Linked DNA regions of Homo sapiens: region 2 is linked to region 1. A link is a loop called in an ENCODE intact Hi-C map of the cell type or tissue named here. Cell type or tissue: right lobe of liver. All regions are shown on one strand. Links, peaks and the distances in the headings refer to the core of each region. The heading gives the core; the rest is flanking DNA.

What was found. Hi-C counts contacts between places; a loop is a spot of excess contacts. Peaks named below come from ENCODE experiments on the same cell type or tissue, not always from the same donor. Only the 100,000 strongest peaks of a DNase experiment are listed, where the experiment ranks them.
Region 2: a loop joins it to region 1, with 4 times the contacts of the local background. A loop is called at or near these places in 9 of 110 quality-filtered maps.

The regions. Positions count from the first base shown.
Region 1 is chr2:68,483,472-68,492,182 of GRCh38, forward strand. It overlaps APLF (aprataxin and PNKP like factor), which reads left to right. Exons shown (of 10, transcript NM_173545.3): 2 at 6,719-6,790. Among named protein-coding and RNA genes, the nearest start is that of APLF, 20 kb to the left of the region's middle. In right lobe of liver, for the core only: a CTCF peak has its summit at 4,481 (motif pointing right); no DNase peak of the experiment used is centred there; H3K4me3 peaks cover 680 bases; H3K27ac peaks cover 321 bases.
Region 2 is chr2:68,642,039-68,650,749 of GRCh38, forward strand. PROKR1 (prokineticin receptor 1) reads left to right here and starts at 1,541. Exons shown (of 3, transcript NM_138964.4): 1 at 1,541-1,810; 2 at 3,624-4,268. The coding sequence starts at 3,784. In right lobe of liver, for the core only: a CTCF peak has its summit at 4,493; a DNase peak (open chromatin) is centred at 1,533; H3K4me3 peaks cover 600 bases.

The sequences.
Region 1 (8,711 bases), core at 2,484-7,483:
TCAGTGCTTTCCCTCAGACAATCCAGTTGAATTGTAGTTGTTGATTCTGTGTTTGGGTCCCTTTTTGGGGGGCAAAGGCACGCATTGGGCACCTCTAGTCAGCCATCTTTCTGATTTTATTCATACAAGATAATTTTTATAAAATTAAAGTATAAAGTATTATATAATTATCTTAACCTTTCCTGTGTAATATAGTTTATACTGAAAAACAAATAATTTGTACTATAATATACATCCTGTGTACTATATTTGTACTATAATATCCTGTGTAATACAGTTTATACTAAAAAACAATTTGTAATATAGTTTATACTGAAAAATGAACTATTTTCTGTTCTTATATGTACAGGAACCAAGTTACATGAGAACATTGAATTAATGCGATATATTATACCTGTCTATGATGTTCAGAAACTTCTCTAGAAAAGCATTTTACAAAAAATTAACTTGTGTTGTCTATATTATATGTAGACAAAAAATGAAATGAAAGGTACCACCCTATTCTATTTCAAGATCCAGTAGCTTTTCTGCTTTTACTTTATTCAGGGTTGTTTCTTTCGTTTTTAGAATTTTGAGAATTGCAGTCAAACAAACAGATCACAGACTTTGATACAAAATATCTAAGTATTTCTGCTCATCACATAAGAAAATCTCCATTTTGTTTGACTTCAATAAATACCAAAAATAAGTATTTGGTAACAGATCATAAAGAGTTCTTTTATGTTTTCATGTGTTTATCTTTTCTTCTGGTATAATCTTCATATCTTAAAACTAGAGAAGGGACCTGTATGTATATTATAGTAGATGAAGTATTCTAGTAATATTTAAAACCAGAAAGTCAAATATAAGGGATCCACATGGTATCACTACAAAAGTGGTATAAGAATAGAGAGACCTGTTCACATTCAAGAAACAATATTAAGAATGCAGTTTAGGGCTGGGCACGGTGGCTCACACCTGTAAGCCCAGCACTTTGGGAGGCAGAGGTGGGTGGATCATTCAAGGTCAGGAATTCGAGACCAGCCTGACCAACATGTTGAAACCCTGTCTCTACTACATGTAAAAAAAAAATTAGCCGGACATGGTGGCGCATGCCTGTAATCCCAGCTACCCGGGAGGCTGAGGCAGGAGAATAGCTTGAACCTGGGAGGCAGAGTTTACAGTGAGCCTAGATTGTGCCATTGCACTGCAGCCTGGGCAGCAGAGCGAAGCTTAGTCTGAAAAAAAAAAAAAAAAAGTTTAAGGCCAGGCACAGTGACTCATGCCTGTAATCCCAGCACCTTGGGAGGCCCAGGTGGGCAGATCACTTGGAGCCAGGAGTTTGAGACCAGCCTGGCCAAAATGGCAAAATCCCATCTCTAAAAAAAAAAATAAATACAACAATTGTTAGAGGAATGTATATTAATCACAGTTGCTTTTGACTACAAGTAACAGAAATTTGACAAACAGCAATTTAATCAAATAAGGTATTGATTTTTCTTCTGTAATATGCCTGTGTGTGTGTGTGTGTGCGCACATTTTTTTCTTTCTCCTGAACACAGTTGAAAGTACATACATGCATTATGGCAGTTCACTAAATATGTCAACATGTGTCACCTAAGAACAAGGACATTTCTATATAGCTATATTCTGTTATTATATTCTAGAAATGTGTAACTGTGCCATAAATTTTAATATCCCATACTCGGTTTTGTACATCGTTTTCAATAATGCACTTTTTGCATTTTTTTAAAAAAAATCAGGATCCAGTTAAATTTTTTTTAATTTAATCTAGAACGGTTTTCTTGCCTTTTGTCTTTAATGACATCAGTGCTTCTGTGAGTCCAGGCCAGTTATTCCTAGAGTGTCCCACAATTTTTGTTTTTCCGATTGTTTGCACATAATTTGATTCACATTAAACATTTTTGTTGAAAATATTAAGTAGGTGATGTTTATTCAGAGTACCACATTAGGAAGCACATCTATCAGTTTGTCCTCCTGTGGTGATGTGGTAAGTGTAATCACCTTGGTAAGGTGGTATCTGCCAGATTTCGCAGTTAATCTACCATTTCCTTTGTCAGTAATCTGTGGAGTGATACTGAGACTTCATGAATATTTATTCCCAACAGACCTTTTTCTTGTTGGGAAATAAACATCCTTTTATCCGTTCCTAACTTAATTTTTACATTGATAGTTAGAAAATAGTGATTTTTCTGGTTCTACCATTTTTTCTGCTTTAGCTGGCATTCTTTTATAAAGAAATGCATCTCTCCCAGCCTTACCCTCTGATAATACTGGAATACAGCACACTGAATCACAAAATAATCCATGATTCATATGGAATCTTTTTTATTATCTCTTTTTTTTTTTTTTTTTTGAGACAGGGTCTCACCCTGTCGCCCAGACTGGAGTGCAGTGGCGCGATCATGGCTCACTGCAACCTTGACCTCCTGGGCTCAAGCAATCTTCCTACCTCAGCCTCCCAAGTATTAATATTTGGGACTATAGGCACATGCCACCCTGTCCAACTAATTTTTTACTTTACGTAGATTTGTATGGAATCATGGATTATTTTGGGATTCAATTTGCTGTATTCCAGTATTATCACTATTTTGATGCTCGAATTGTTCTAAATTTGGTCAATCAGAGTTTTTTTGCACTGGTTTCTCTGTCCTTCTGACATGCACCCATCAATTTTTGAGCATTTCTTTGTCCTCTGGCACAAGAAGATATCCTAGGTCCACATTATACTTTTTGTGCTTCAGACCTGGAATGTGACATTTCTCAAAAGAGCTCTGGTTTCTTTCAGTGGGGAATGGTATTTTGAAGCCAAAATCTATACTATTGGATTTATTTTTTTCTTCCAAGTGTCCTCCTTCTCCCTGAGAAGTGGTGCCTTTTCTGAGCTTGCTATACCTGGTTCCACATATTTTTATGCCTCTCTTTTGGATTCTCTATTAGCTTGGCCTCTGCAATGTTGGATCTGAAATGTGTTTTTAGTATTTCCCAGTAAAAGTGTGACTTAATTTTTTTTGGGAGTGATACCTATGCTTCAGCACCCCTAGATTCCCACTCCCTCTCTCCTCTGTTTCTGTCATTTGCCACCTGATTTTCTCTGCTCCAGCATAGGTTCTGGGGCTTGATCTTCTGAAACTGGCATTTCTCATCTCTCTTACATGTAAGTTAAAGTTTTTAGTAATCTCCATCTCCTAGTTTTACATTACATATGGGATGGGATATGGGTAGTTTTATTTGCTCTATTTGTTGATTTCTTTGAAGAATGTGTGTTGTGATTAGAATTTAGGTGACTATAATTATTCTATAAAAATTGGAATTCTTCAATTTAACTTTTTATGGCTTTCTAAGATGTGAAATATCTGACTTTCAGTTGAAGTTTTAATTTAAACTTGGTGACTCTTGGTAATCAGTAAGTAAACTTGGGCAAGCCTTCAGTATATTTTGAAGTAATTTATGCCATTTGTCCTACCCTAAATGGCCTCTAACCAGTGTATTCTTTTTGAGTCCCTGGGTTTCTTTGCTTTTTAGTAGCCTTTCTCTTTCCACTTGCAGACCAACATCAGTCATTTTCTTCTGTTGTCAGTGTGCTGTCTACTAAATCCTATCCACTTTATGAATAGAGAATTAAGAATTTGGATGACATATCTTGTTAGACTTAGGTATGCCATTAGATAAGCAGGACCAAATGAAAGCCTGAGGGCCTCTTGGAGCTTTATTTAGGATCTGAATCTCCTCTGAATGTCTATTTGGTTATTAAATAGCCATTTCTGCCTTATTTCCAGTTCTTTACTGTGTTCTAGTTTGACAGTTAAACTGGGTAAATCATCTTAAAAACAGGTTTTGCTTTAGGTTTCATGTAATGATATTGAGGGATGCAATACAACGTTAAGAGCATGAATGGTTCTGGAATCTGATTCCTTAGGTTCAGATCCTGGCCCTACTACTTATTGGTTGTGTAACTGAGTAGTTGCTTAAACTCTCTGTACTTCCATTTTCTCACCTATGAAGTGAAGTATAATAATAGTATCTTCACAGATTTTGTGAAGACTGAAAAAGATGATACATGACAAGTCTAGAATGGTGCTTTGGTGTTGATAATTGATTGTTATTACAGTTGATGTATTAATAAATAATAAAAATGTGTTGGATATTCACTCTGTATAAGGAGCAGTGATAGGCTGTTAAATAAAGCAGATCATCAGATCTTTAGGATAATCTGTTTGTCACTTGCTCCCCACCCCTCTCCGTATATCAATCGTGACATTAAAATGTTTTAATGATAATTTATTAAACCTTTATGCTTCCCATTGAGAAAGTGCAAATGGTTATTTTATTGTGTATTCACTATTTAGGGTTTTACTTTAAAAGGAACACTATAAATGTCTGAGTGATGTTAATTTCAAAGATTGTTTATAGCATTCTTTTTGTATTCTATAAAGACACATAGCTTGTAATGAAATTACACTGTTGTGGAGTTATGTGTCCACTAGAGGTCACATTATACTTTTATATTACTTAAAATGTCTTTTATCTTCGTAGTGTCAGTGAAGCTTACTTCAAAGAAAGACAGAGATAGGAAAAGTTCATGTATTGCTTCCTGAAAAAATACAGTTTAAAAAAGGAAAGAAAGAAATTTAAGATGGACTGTTAAAGGAACCAGCTTTATATGCCATAGTTTTATATTTGATAGCTTATTACTCTGTTGGTTAGAAAATTGGTTCGTAGTATGGAAGTAACAATGAGATTTTGGTACCCAAGTCAGAAATAGGAACTGCTTACTCTCAGCCGCATTTTTTGAAATTACTTTTGAATGATTACATGTAGGTACAGTCATGTATAAATGTGTTCTACATTTATTATCTTTTTTTTTTTTTTTTTTTGAGGCAGGGTCTCACCGTGTCCCCCAGGCTGGCATGCAGTGGCACGATCATGGCTCATTGCAACCTTGACCTCCTGGGTTCAAGCAATCTTCATACCTCAGCCTCCCAAGTATTAATATTTGGGACTATAGGCACATGCCCTCTGTCCAGCTAATTTTTTACTTTATGTAGAGATGGGGGTCTCACTGTGTTGCCCAGGCTAGTCTTGAATTCCTGGGCTCAAGGAGTCTTCCCACTTCAGCCTCCCAAAGTGCTGGGATTGCAGCCACCACACCCTGCCTATTACCTATTTTTATTAAAAGGAGTGTGGATTTGGAGTGCTGCCTACTTGGAGAGTGACCTACCCAAGTTACCTAAATTCTCTGGACTTTCAATTTCTATGTAAAGTGTTAATAATAGCTATGGCAATGTTATGTTGAATCACAACATTTAAGTGAAAGTTCTGTGCAAATGATGCAATGAGTCATCAGATAACTGCTGTTGTTTTTAGCCTACTAAGGTACAATCTGATATACCTAATGCTAAATGACGAGTTATTGGGTACAGCACACCAGCATGGCACATGTATACATATGTAACTAACCTGCACATTGTGCACATGTACCCTAAAACTTAAAGTATAATAATAAAAAAAAAGGTACAATCTGGGAAAAAGAAAGGAATCTTTAAATTTTTAGCCTCTTTTTTTCTGAAACAATAGATTATTAGTTTGTACTTACTTCTTGGATAGCCATTGTGGCTAACAATAGATTGTGAAAAATTCATTCATGTGATACTCATTCCGATGCTTGATATTACTGTCTATATGTTACAGCCTTAAGTGTGGAACAGCTATCTGGTTAAAAAAATGAGTACTGACTCCTGGCAGTTTCACATTTTTTGTGGAACTAATAGGTTTAATTGAGTTTATGTGTTGGTATGGTCTATTTTTTACTGATAATTTTGGTCCTTATGCGGATAATGCCAACATTCAAGTGCTGAATATCAAGGTTACCAAGAGATGGGTCAGGTAGTTATGGTGTTATTGAAGTTGGTGCTTAACATGTTTTCATTATCTATCAATCAACCACAAATAAAAAAGGCAATCTTAACTATTGTATTTACAGTGAAAAGGGAAAGCTTTGATTGGCACTGTCAGCATTTAACATGCAAACAATTTTTGAACTTTGGTATGTGGAAATGATTGTGAGCCTAAGTAGAACACTGTTGGCTCAAAACAGGAAGCAAATAGATATTTTTAAAAAATGCTAATTTATTTCTTACTGAAAATGTTTGGTTTTCACTATTCCCCTTCTTGCCTTCCTGAACTCTTAACTGCTGCTGATGGCCCCAGAGTTTGCATGCAGTTCTGCCTGATCTGGGTCTCTTTGACCCCAAAGCCTATAGTCAGACCCTTTTACACTTACCAGATCCTCGAGCATGGGATCTCTTCCTTTTAAAACCTTTATCATCATGACATACTATATGTTTCTTGTATTTGAAATGTTTTCTGGTAAGTACATATTATATACAGACTTTTCGTATTTTATGAATTTTCTTGGTAAGAATCCCCAGTAGATGTCTGTCATGAATGGAAACTATCATGCAAGGTTTTGGGATCCGTTAGATTCTAGGCTTGAGGCTCTGTTGTTGACTCTTCCATGACTTTGGGCAGGTTTTTTTAATCTCATTATTTGTTAAATGAGGACAATCATTTCAATATACAGTTGTTGAATGAATGATATATTTCATATCTAGTCTACTGATTTCAGAAACATCGCCAAGGGTTTCGTTTGCCTTTTTGTTTTGTTGCTTTTTAAGGAGGTGGCTATTCTTAATCTTTTAATTTTTTTACTGTATAGATAACAGACAAGAGAGTATCCAGAAGACATGCCATTCTTGAGGTGGCAGGTGGTCAGCTGCGAATCAAACCGGTAAATATGTTATTAATGATTCATTTTAACTTTCATCTCTTACCCTTTCAGTTCCCAAGCAGAGGTGCCTATTTTCTAAGGTTATGGGAATAGGGAATTAATGTCAGAATATACCCTTCTCATTGCCAGAAAATAATTAGGAGATAAAGATCTAAACTGTGAGGAAAACTACATATTTTCTCATAGGACAATGCCACATTTACCTAATTAGAATTTCAATGAAAGATGACTGCCAGTTCATGTATATATTATGATTTGGTTTAAAATTGAATACTCCAAATAATAAGAAAGCCCATAACTATTAATGGTTGGTTTTTTGAGCTGGGGTAGTGACCAAAGTAACTTAAATGTTATAGGGTTATATTTTAACATATTCTCTATCACTCTGTATAGAGTTGAATATTTCTAAAACTTAGACTTTGTTCAACTTCGAGGTTTGAAAAATGATTTTAATTTGAAAGTTTTTGTTGAGGGCTCGAATTTTAATTGCTTGCTTTATAGTTTACTGCTGCGAAATCACTGATGATATGCAGGGACAGCCAGTTTCCAAGAATATACAATGTGATTATTCCTTTTCATTTGCAGAGTCTATTGTGTAAGAGAATGAAATACGTACATAAGGGTCCATTTATTTTAGACTAGATCGTATGGTGGTAAAATTTCATGGAATTCATTAATTTATAACTTTTTAAAACCAATTTGTATTTTCATATTTTATATACCACTGCCTGTTAAATCATTAGTTCTTTCTTTTACACAGATAGTACTTGCTTTTATTATCCTATGTTTAACTGTTTGCAAATTTGGAAAGCATCTTTTTAATTTTAGTACTTGGAAATTTTTTGAATAAAAAATTATTCAATGTATTCACCTTATCTCAACCTTGAATAAATAATCTTTAAAAGAGTTTATGTCTCATCTTCATTCTGCATTATCTTATTGTCTTGAAAAAGTGTTAATATCTGGAGTCAACACTTCTTTAGGAGCCACTGTATTTACCATTAGATATTCATCTCTGTATCCTCTCCAGCTATCTTATTCTTCTGAGATGACATACTGGATCATAAGGCCCTTGAGTGTAGGAACTCTGACTAATCTTTGTATCCCTAGTGTTTAGCATAGTGCCTAAGACATAGTAGGTATTTAATTAATATTTGTTGAATGCATGAGTAAACGCTGTGGTGAGAACTATCTATGGCATATCTAGGAGTGGGAACATGGTAGATTTTTACAAAAGTATGTTATTCTCTAGTGCCCAATTTCTAATACCCTGCCAATGAACTACCATGGCCTAAAATAAGTTTTTTTGTTGTTACTAAAGCACATTAAAGGAAAGAATAGAGGGATCTTGAAATATAGAAATGATTATTTTTTATTTATATAGATTTAGGGAGTGCAGTGCAGTTTTGTTACATGATTATATTGTGAAATGGTGAAATCTGAGCTTTTAGTGTAACCGTCACCTGAATAGTGTACATTGTACCCATTAGGTAATTTCTCAACCCTGTCCCACCTCTCACACTACCACCCTTCTGAGTCTCCAGTGTCTGCTCTGCCACTGTGTCCATGTCAGCACATTTATTTTGTGAACAAATTAACCAGTGGAATTGTGGACAACTCAATAGATATCAGATTTTCTCTTTACACTCTTTGTTTACTCAATGATAAGAAGAAACCCTTCTTATAACAAAATTGACATGGCATTAAATTTTTTTATATCAAAAATAGGTGATTAGAAAACCGTCATATTTACTAATGCATGAATATTTTAAACATTTACATTTTTTCTCAGTGTTAATCAAGGACATTTATATTTTAAAATGTTTTATAAATTGGCTTTAATAAAGGTGCTTAGTTGGAGTTGTGTCTATACTTGGCTGAAAATTATTCAGATATATTTTGTACTTTTGTGGCTATTCAA
Region 2 (8,711 bases), core at 1,446-6,445, 160 kb after region 1:
AAACTTTTGGAAGTTCCCATGTGAGTGTATGTGTGTATGTGGAGCATTTTGTTTGTCCCTTCATCATTGATGGACATTTGGATTGTTTCCATGTTTTCGCTATGGTGAATAATGCTGCTATGAACATGGATGTACAAACATGCCTTTGAGACCCTGTGTATTAGTTCACTTGCACACTGCTGATAAAGACATACCGGAAACTGGGAACAAAAGGAGGTTTAATTGGACTTACAGTTCCACATGACTGGGGAGGCCTCAGAATCAAGGCAGGAGGTGAAAGGCATTCCTTACGTGGTAGCATCAAGAGGAAACTGAGGGAGAAGCAAAAGTGGAAACCCCTGATAAACCCACAGGATCTCGTCAGGCTTATTCACTATCACGAGAATAGCATGGGAAAAACAGGCTCCCATGATTCAATTACCTTCCCCTGGGTCCCTCCCACAATACGTGGGAATTCTGGGAGATACAATTCAAGTTGAGATTTGGGTGGGGACACAGCCAAACCGTATCACCCTGCTTTTAATTTTTTGGGTTAGACACCCGGAAGTGGAAACACTCGATCATATGGTAATTGTATTTTTTAACTTTTTGAGGAAACCCTATACTGTTTTCTACAGTGGCTTCACCATTTTACTTTCCTACCGACAGTGCACAGGGTTCCAGTTTCTCCACATTCTCACCAACACTTGTTATCATTTCTTTTTACAGCTGGATAATATTCTATTGCATGTATATACTATATGTATTTTGTTAATCCACTTAGCTGATGGACATTTGGGTTGTTTCTGTCTTTTGGCTACTGTGAATAGTGCTGCCATGAACATCAGTGTATGTGTGTCCCTGCTTTCAATAGTTTGGGGTTACATACCTTGGAGTGGGATTGCGGGACTATATGCCTCACGTTTTGAGGAATCTATGGGCTTGTAAAGGTAGACTGTGCTCTGTAAGTCAGCGCTGTCCGTCCCAGCCTTCTAAGCAGACATCCCTGGGCGGGGGTCCTTCCTCTCTCCAGTGTGCTACCCCGCCCCCTTGTTTGCTCTCCAGAAAGCACTTCTCTGAGCCTCTTTTACGGAGAGGTAGGGCAGCTGGCAACAAAGATGGCCCTGGTGTCCGTTCAGGCTGGCCCAGGGGACCAGGTTGGGGCCGGCCCCTGAGTGTCCCCTGAGGAGGTGTGTGAGCAGCGGGGGAGGCTCCTCGGTCCTTTGCAAGCTCGCGGCTGAGCGGGGCCGTGTCCGTCCACTCCGACGGCGCTGGGCTGCCAAGGTGAGCCGCCGAGGAGCCCCGTGCCCCGAGGCGGGCACAGCCGCCCTGCATGGGTGCCCCCGGCGCGGGATTGACGCAGAGCCCTGCCCGGAGCCCCAGCGACCCCGTTCCTGCCCCAGGCGGCCGTTCCGAAGCCTGAGCCGGGCAACGCGCAGCCCGCCTGGCCCGGCTCCCTCCCGCGCGTCCTCGTCGCGAGCTGCCGCCTGGGAGCTCCAGACGCTCCCGCCCAGGGCGATCCGGACGCTCCCGCCCAGGGCGATCCCGGCCTCTGCAGCCCAGCTGGCGACACGCCTCGCCAAGAGCCCGCACCTCGGCGCCTCACGGCCACCGGAGGCGGGGACAGGGAGTCCGGCGCGGGCCGGGTCGGGGGATCTGCAGCGGCGGCGCGAAGGTAACTCCCCCGCCAGAGCCGGGAAAGAGCCCCGAGCAGAGGAGGAAGGGAGCGGGGACCTGCCCTTCGCCTGCCGGCTTCTGGAAGAAGCGTCTCCTGATCCGGCCCCGGAATAAGAAACCCGGACCTTGCCTGCCGGGCTCCGCGATGCCGCAGGTACAGAGCGCGCCCTCCCGGGGAGGATGCTCCAGGGACCCCGCGCTGCACTGGCTGCGGCCGTGGGGTGCGGCGGCTTCTGAGTGAAGAGGGGACTTTGCCAGGGATTCACTCCTGTGAGTTTCTTCAGGAGAGCCAGGCTTCCCCTCCTCTGTCCTTAGGGGAAGCTGCCCAGGCTCCAGGGAGAAAGTTGGGAGCAGGCGGGGGACTTGCCAGCAGGGGTTTGTGAGAGAGGCTTCTAGCGATCGAGAGGTCACCAGGTGGGGGTAGGATTGGGGTTCCCCTCTGAACGGTGAGAATAAAGGAGAAAAGACCTCTGGACAATCATCCTTAATCTCGTGACGCCCTCCTCTCCACCCCCGAAGCTTCTGTATTCTTTGCTTTTAAACACTACTTTGACCCTTCAGGTAGCATGCTTGTAGGGGTACCCCTCCAGGAGTGGCATGCCTCTGCGACCCACGGGACCTGCAAGGAGTGGGGCTTGTCCCGCCTGGGTTCCAAGCCTGCCCCCCTCCTTCTTTTCAGCTGAGTTCTGCCTCTCCTCCCTGAGTGGGCAGAGGGCAAGGGCTGAGCCAGACAGAATTGAGAGCTCGGAGGAAGGAAAAAATCAGGGTAAGGAGTTAGGACAGAGAGGCAGCAATGGGGCTGAGCCTCACTGGGGCGCAGAGGGACTTTAAACTTGGCCCCAAGAAGACAGGCTCCAGATGTTTTGCCTCGGAGGAATATGGAGAGCAGGCTTTCCTGGGGGTGGGGAGGTGGGGTCCTGGGCATCTTCCTCATCTTCCTTTCCCAGGAAAACTCTGGCTTGCATTCTTCCCTCTGTTCTCCTGACATTTGTTTTAGGGTGCTCTCCAGACCTCAGCCCTCCTTCTACGTCCCACTCCCTGGTCTGATGTCTTCAGGGTTTGGGAGGGACTGCAGGGAGAGAGCAGGGGACAGGGGGACTCTGGCTGCCTCCCTGTCCCCACCAGGGCAGCTGACACCCCCCTAGACCCCTCACCCCAGCCCCATTATGTGGTGTGGTGGAGTCCCTGTATCAGGATTTCGCTCCCCTTCCTTGCAGCTGACAGAGGAGGCCTGAGAGCGCAGTAGTAACTCCTTGCAGTTCTAGGGTGTAACACTCTCCTCCAGGGAGCTCCAGGCTGTGCAGACATTATTGATCTCCTGCCTGGCAGAAGTTGAACCTCTGAGTGTTTAAGCTATTTACCCCTGGACACTCAACCAGCCAAGGAAAAATTTTGCTCTAGCGTCCCCATTCTCATCACTTGGTTAGTCACAGGCTGTGACTTTACCCTACAGCCTCTGTCTGGGGACAGGCCTTCATAAATGCTGTTCCCAGCTTCTAGGGTCATAGCAGGTTCTAATGTGGGAACAGGAAGTCCAGCAAATAGTGAGGAAGGTGGCTGCTCTATGGCTCTGTGATTTTAGAGCCATGTTCTGCCAGAAGAGCAAGGAGAGCAGACAGGCTTGTCTGAAAGCCCTCCCTCTTAAATAGCATTTAAAGAAATTTCTTTCTCTTCAGCCTCCCCACACTCCCAACTTTTGTCCTTGAGAAAAGGTGCAACACTTCTGAGTCTTCAGTGGAACAGAAATAAACTGAGCCAGTGCTTGATTGTCTCTATAGCAATCCACCCTTCCCTAATTGAGTATGTGGTTTTCATTCATTTTCTCTCATTGGTTCCTTTATTTCCACTCCATCACCCTATGTTCACTCTGGGCAGGGAGCTAATAGGTCTGCTTAGGTTACAGGGTGGTTTTGAATTTGGCCAGCTTTACTGCAACATATAGCCAACTGTTTGTATGTCTTTCAAAGGTTTAGAATGGAGCTCAGATACCATACCCCAAAGATGCTGGCAGAGACATTCTGACTCATTAAGGGAGAGCTGGCTGATAGCAGAGAGGGGTGACATCAGCCTTGCAGACATTGCCCTGGGGAATTCTGAGCAGTGTTGCTCACAGCACCACCTGGCCAGATGGAGACCACCATGGGGTTCATGGATGACAATGCCACCAACACTTCCACCAGCTTCCTTTCTGTGCTCAACCCTCATGGAGCCCATGCCACTTCCTTCCCATTCAACTTCAGCTACAGCGACTATGATATGCCTTTGGATGAAGATGAGGATGTGACCAATTCCAGGACGTTCTTTGCTGCCAAGATTGTCATTGGGATGGCCCTGGTGGGCATCATGCTGGTCTGCGGCATTGGAAACTTCATCTTTATCGCTGCCCTGGTCCGCTACAAGAAACTGCGCAACCTCACCAACCTGCTCATCGCCAACCTGGCCATCTCTGACTTCCTGGTGGCCATTGTCTGCTGCCCCTTTGAGATGGACTACTATGTGGTGCGCCAGCTCTCCTGGGAGCACGGCCACGTCCTGTGCACCTCTGTCAACTACCTGCGCACTGTCTCTCTCTATGTCTCCACCAATGCCCTGCTGGCCATCGCCATTGACAGGTGAGTGCAGCAGCAGTGGGGACAACAAAGGCGGTCAGGGAGGAAGGGGCATTGGAATTGCCCCCTCCTGTACTGCAGTTGCAGATTGATGAGAGGTGTCTCTATTCCCCCTAGATGTGGTTGCATGGGGGACTCAAAAGCTTGCCCATTGACTGACAGTGAGAAGAGTTCTCCTTTTCCAGCTTTGTTCAGACAGAAGACAGCAGAGCCCTCTAGAGTTGGGTGATGGGAAGCTTTTGATCTCCCTTGCTATGGATGTTTTCCTAGATATTACACCTTTCAAGGTCTAGAGTAGACAGGTAAGAGGAGATATCGAGGGAAACTTTAAGCGTCAGGCAGTTACCTCTTGAGTCAATGTGGAAATCTTGAAGGAGGTTTCTATCTCATCAAGACTTCCTCTACTAAAATATGACCTTCTAGCATCATCTGTTTTTAAATAAGATTCAAGGATTTATGACTGGCTGTGGTAAACAGTTCAAGCCTATAATCCCAGCAATTTGGGAGGCCGAGATAGGAGGAGCATTTGAGGCCAGGAGTTCGAGACCAGCATGGGCAACATATCCAGACCTCACCTTTTGAAAAAATTAAAAAATTAGCTGAGCGTGGTGGTGTGTGCCTGTAGTCCTAGCTAGTTGAGAGGCTGAGGCAGGAGGATCACTTGAGCCCAGGAATTCCAGGCTGCAGTGAGCTATGTTCATGCCACTGTGCTCCAGCCTGGGTGACAGAGGGAGACCTTGTCTCTAAAAAATAAATAAATAAATAAAAATAAAAAGATTGAGGGATTTGTTTTGAAAAAAAAGGGAACATATGTTTATTTACTTTTTGTTGTTGCATTAATCACTTTGCACCTTTTAGTCCATTTGCACAGATAGTGCAGAAGACCTGTTTCTGGTGATCGCAAATAAAATCAGTAAGAGCAGCCTCTGCATATCTTTCTTCAACTTAGTCTCTTCCTTTAGTGTAAACTTGTGCTAATGGGCCAGGCTGGTCTTTGTTCCTCGGGGGACAATCTTTGCTAGCTCCTCTGCCCACAGCTGGACTGTCATTACAAAGCACCTGGTTACAGTCTAGAGACAATTATCCTGAGGATCAAATCAGGCTTCTGTGTACTTGGATCTGAACAGCCTGTCTCTCTCCTTTAACCCAGAGAGCCTGAGGCATACATGCTCTCCCTGTTCTCTGGCCTCAAGGATCTGAGGGGGTTTGACCTGGCCCTCACAGTCAGGACAGTGTTCTAGGGAGGAGCACAGCTAAGAGAGCTTGTTTTCTGAGACCGTAGGCAGGGCGACCAGGGGTGGGATGACCGAAAAGGATAACCTGAAAAAAGGGGGTTACCAAGGAACCTCTGTCTATAAAACCGCTGAGGGGTGGAAACTCTGCCTCCCTTCTCTAGGGAAGGACATCAGGAAGTTAGCAGCTTACATAGCCCTTGGTCTGTCCCCGTAGATCCTTGCAGAGTGCTACTTCTTCTTGGCCAAATTCCCTCCACTGAATCACAGAGCCCTGCAGCTTTTCATTTACCTGGAGGCCAAATTCCCTCCACTGAATCAAAGAGCCCTGCAGCTTTTCATTTACCTGGACAAGGACCCCGCATGAACCCACTGAAGGAGCAGGAGGGGAGCAGTCAAGTAGAGTATCTACTTCGTAGGTTCCTTTCAAAGCTGCCAAGGAAGAGCTCCAGGGACTTTGTCTCTGAACTTTTTTGAAAGTAGAAGCCGCCACCTTCTCTCTTAGCCCATGAACAGGACAAAGCATACAGAGTCATTTCCTGAAGTTTCATACTAGCGAGAAACTACATGTGCTCAGCTACTAAAAGCAGGGTAGGGTGCCTCCTGTGGAGTGGGACCCTACTCCCCGGATGAGATCCATTTTACCACTTGAACGGAGTAACAATGGTAGGAGGAAGTAGCTTCAAGGGGAAAGGAAGCCAGGATACACTAAGGGGCATTGGGTTATTTGGAACATGTAAGAGTGATATCTATGTCAATCAGTCAGTCTCCATCTACTGAACTTCTTCAAGCTTATAACCTCCTTTCATACCAAACAGAGCTTGTCTGAAATACTGCAAGCATTTCTCTTGCAGTGTGAGTTTACACAAAGGAAATTAGATACAATAAGAAAGATGAATTAGAAAAAATGCTTTGCACCGTGGGAGCTTCTATGGTTGAGTGGGGTTATGATAGGAAGCTTGTACCCAGACCTCAAGGAAAGCACCATGTGCCTTCACAGGGCTGCCCAATGGTCTTGGTGGATGAATGGCTGCACCAATGCCCATTCTTTTATTGATGTTTGTGATCTTTGCTGCAATTATTTTTATTTGTATGTGTTGTTACCATCTAATTGTGGTCTAGGAATCATTAATTTTTCTCTGGTCTCACGTGTTGTTCAGGATTTGATCAGTTGGGAGCAACTAATTTTTATCTTGGTTTATAACAGATCTACTTAGTTGTAAAAATGTCTTTATTTTTGCTTAATGAAATTTCTGTAGCCATGTTGGCAGTTATTCTGCCTGGGTTTAAGTACCAGCTGTATTGTGTGTTGGGTATTATGTTAGTTATTTGACCTCTCTCTGCCTCAGTTTTCTCGCCTACAAAATGAGGATAAAAAGAAAGCCTATTGTATTGGGTTGCTTTGAGGATTGAATGAAATAAATATATTTAATTTCTTAGAACAATATTCAAAACAGTAAGCAATAAATAAACAGTGGATATGATAATTCTTAAATTAACCCTTATAGGAATGTCTACAACAAAAAAGCAGGTAAACTAATGAACATTTCTGACACACTAACCTTTTTGCTTTCATTGAAATTATTGTTTTTATGATGTGATTTAAAAAAAATACAAGATTTTTACAAAATGCCAGAACAGAACTATTTATCATCTACCTGCTTGTATTTGTCTATATTATTGGTTCCATTGTTCTCCGAGGCATCTAACCTAGAAGAAAGTCTCCTTTGTCCTGGCTGCTCTCCCTTCTTTACCAGCATTCATTCAACCTCCAGGTCTTGGCAATACCCGTTTGTTCATTCAGGGCTGGTATCCTAGTCTCCTCTTGGTCTTCCTGCCTTCAGTGTTTCTTGGATCTGCCCATCTGTCAACGCTACTCCCCTGACAATCCATCCTAAACTTTCATTCATTCATTCATTTAAACAATCCATTTTTATAGAGTAACTGTGATGTGACAGATGCTATTGCAAGCACTGGAGATACGACAGTGAATAAGACAAAAAAAACTCCTTGCTTTCCTGGAGCTTATAACCAAAGGATGGAGAGAGATCCAGTCAGGCAAACACAAAAGGAAGGTAATTTCAGAAGCAAGAAATACTCTGAACAAAAGAAGTACACAGGTAAAATGTCGAGGGTGGCTGAGGGTGGGACCTATTCTAGGTGAGTAGTCAAGAGAAGGGTCTCCGAGGAGAGGCCTTTGAACTGGCTTCTGAATGACACAGGGGGAAAGAGCCTGCCTTGGGAAGACAGGGAGCAAGCATCCCAGACAAGGGGGATTGTAAGTGAAAAGGCCCAGAGGCAGGAACAAACCAGATGGGTTCTACAAACAGAGGAACAGAGAGAAGCCTCCATGTGGCCCGAGGGAAGTAAGCAAGGCTGCAGCCAAATTAATCTTCTGTCTTGTACGTGTCTCCACTCTCCTGCTTAAAAACAAAAAACCAAACACCGCATATTCTCACTCATAGGTGGGAATTGAACAATGAGATCACATGGACACAGGAAGGGGAATATCACACTCTGGGGACTGTTGTGGGGTGGGGGGAGGGGGGAGGGATAGCATTGGGAGATATACCTAATGCTAGATGACGAGTTAGTGGGTGCAGTGCACCAGCATGGCACATGTATACATATGTAACTAACCTGCACAATGTGCACATGTACCCTAAAACTTAAAGTATAAAAAAAAAAGACCTCTAATAACTCCATTGTCTACAAAGTATGGCTCAAACTCTTTCACCTGTTCTTCCAAACTTTTATTATCTAGCCCCAGACTGCTTCCCAGTCTCATGGTTAAACATATTTATGTCCTGTTTTCCCAAAAATAGTTGCAATCTTTCTGAGAACTGTCCCCATGGCTTTTTATATATTAAAAATAAATTTTTTTAGAGATGAGATCTTGCTATGCTGCCCAGGCTAGTCTTGAACTAGTCTCAAGTAATTATTGTGCCCCGACCTCCCAAAGTGTTGGGATTACAGGTGTGAGCCACTGTGTCCAGCCAGCTTTTTACATGTCTATTCACCCAGCGCTAGGCACTCAATGAGGGTGAAGTTGCACCAAAATCCTGTTAGGTACTCAGAATTCACAGAGAGTAAAAGGTTATAAAAGAAGTAAGACATAATCACAGCTCTTGGGGGGCTGACCATCTAGAGTTGGGGGTAGGGTGGGACCAGGGAGAACTAACACTTACAAAACAGTTAAAGAATAAGTAAAGGA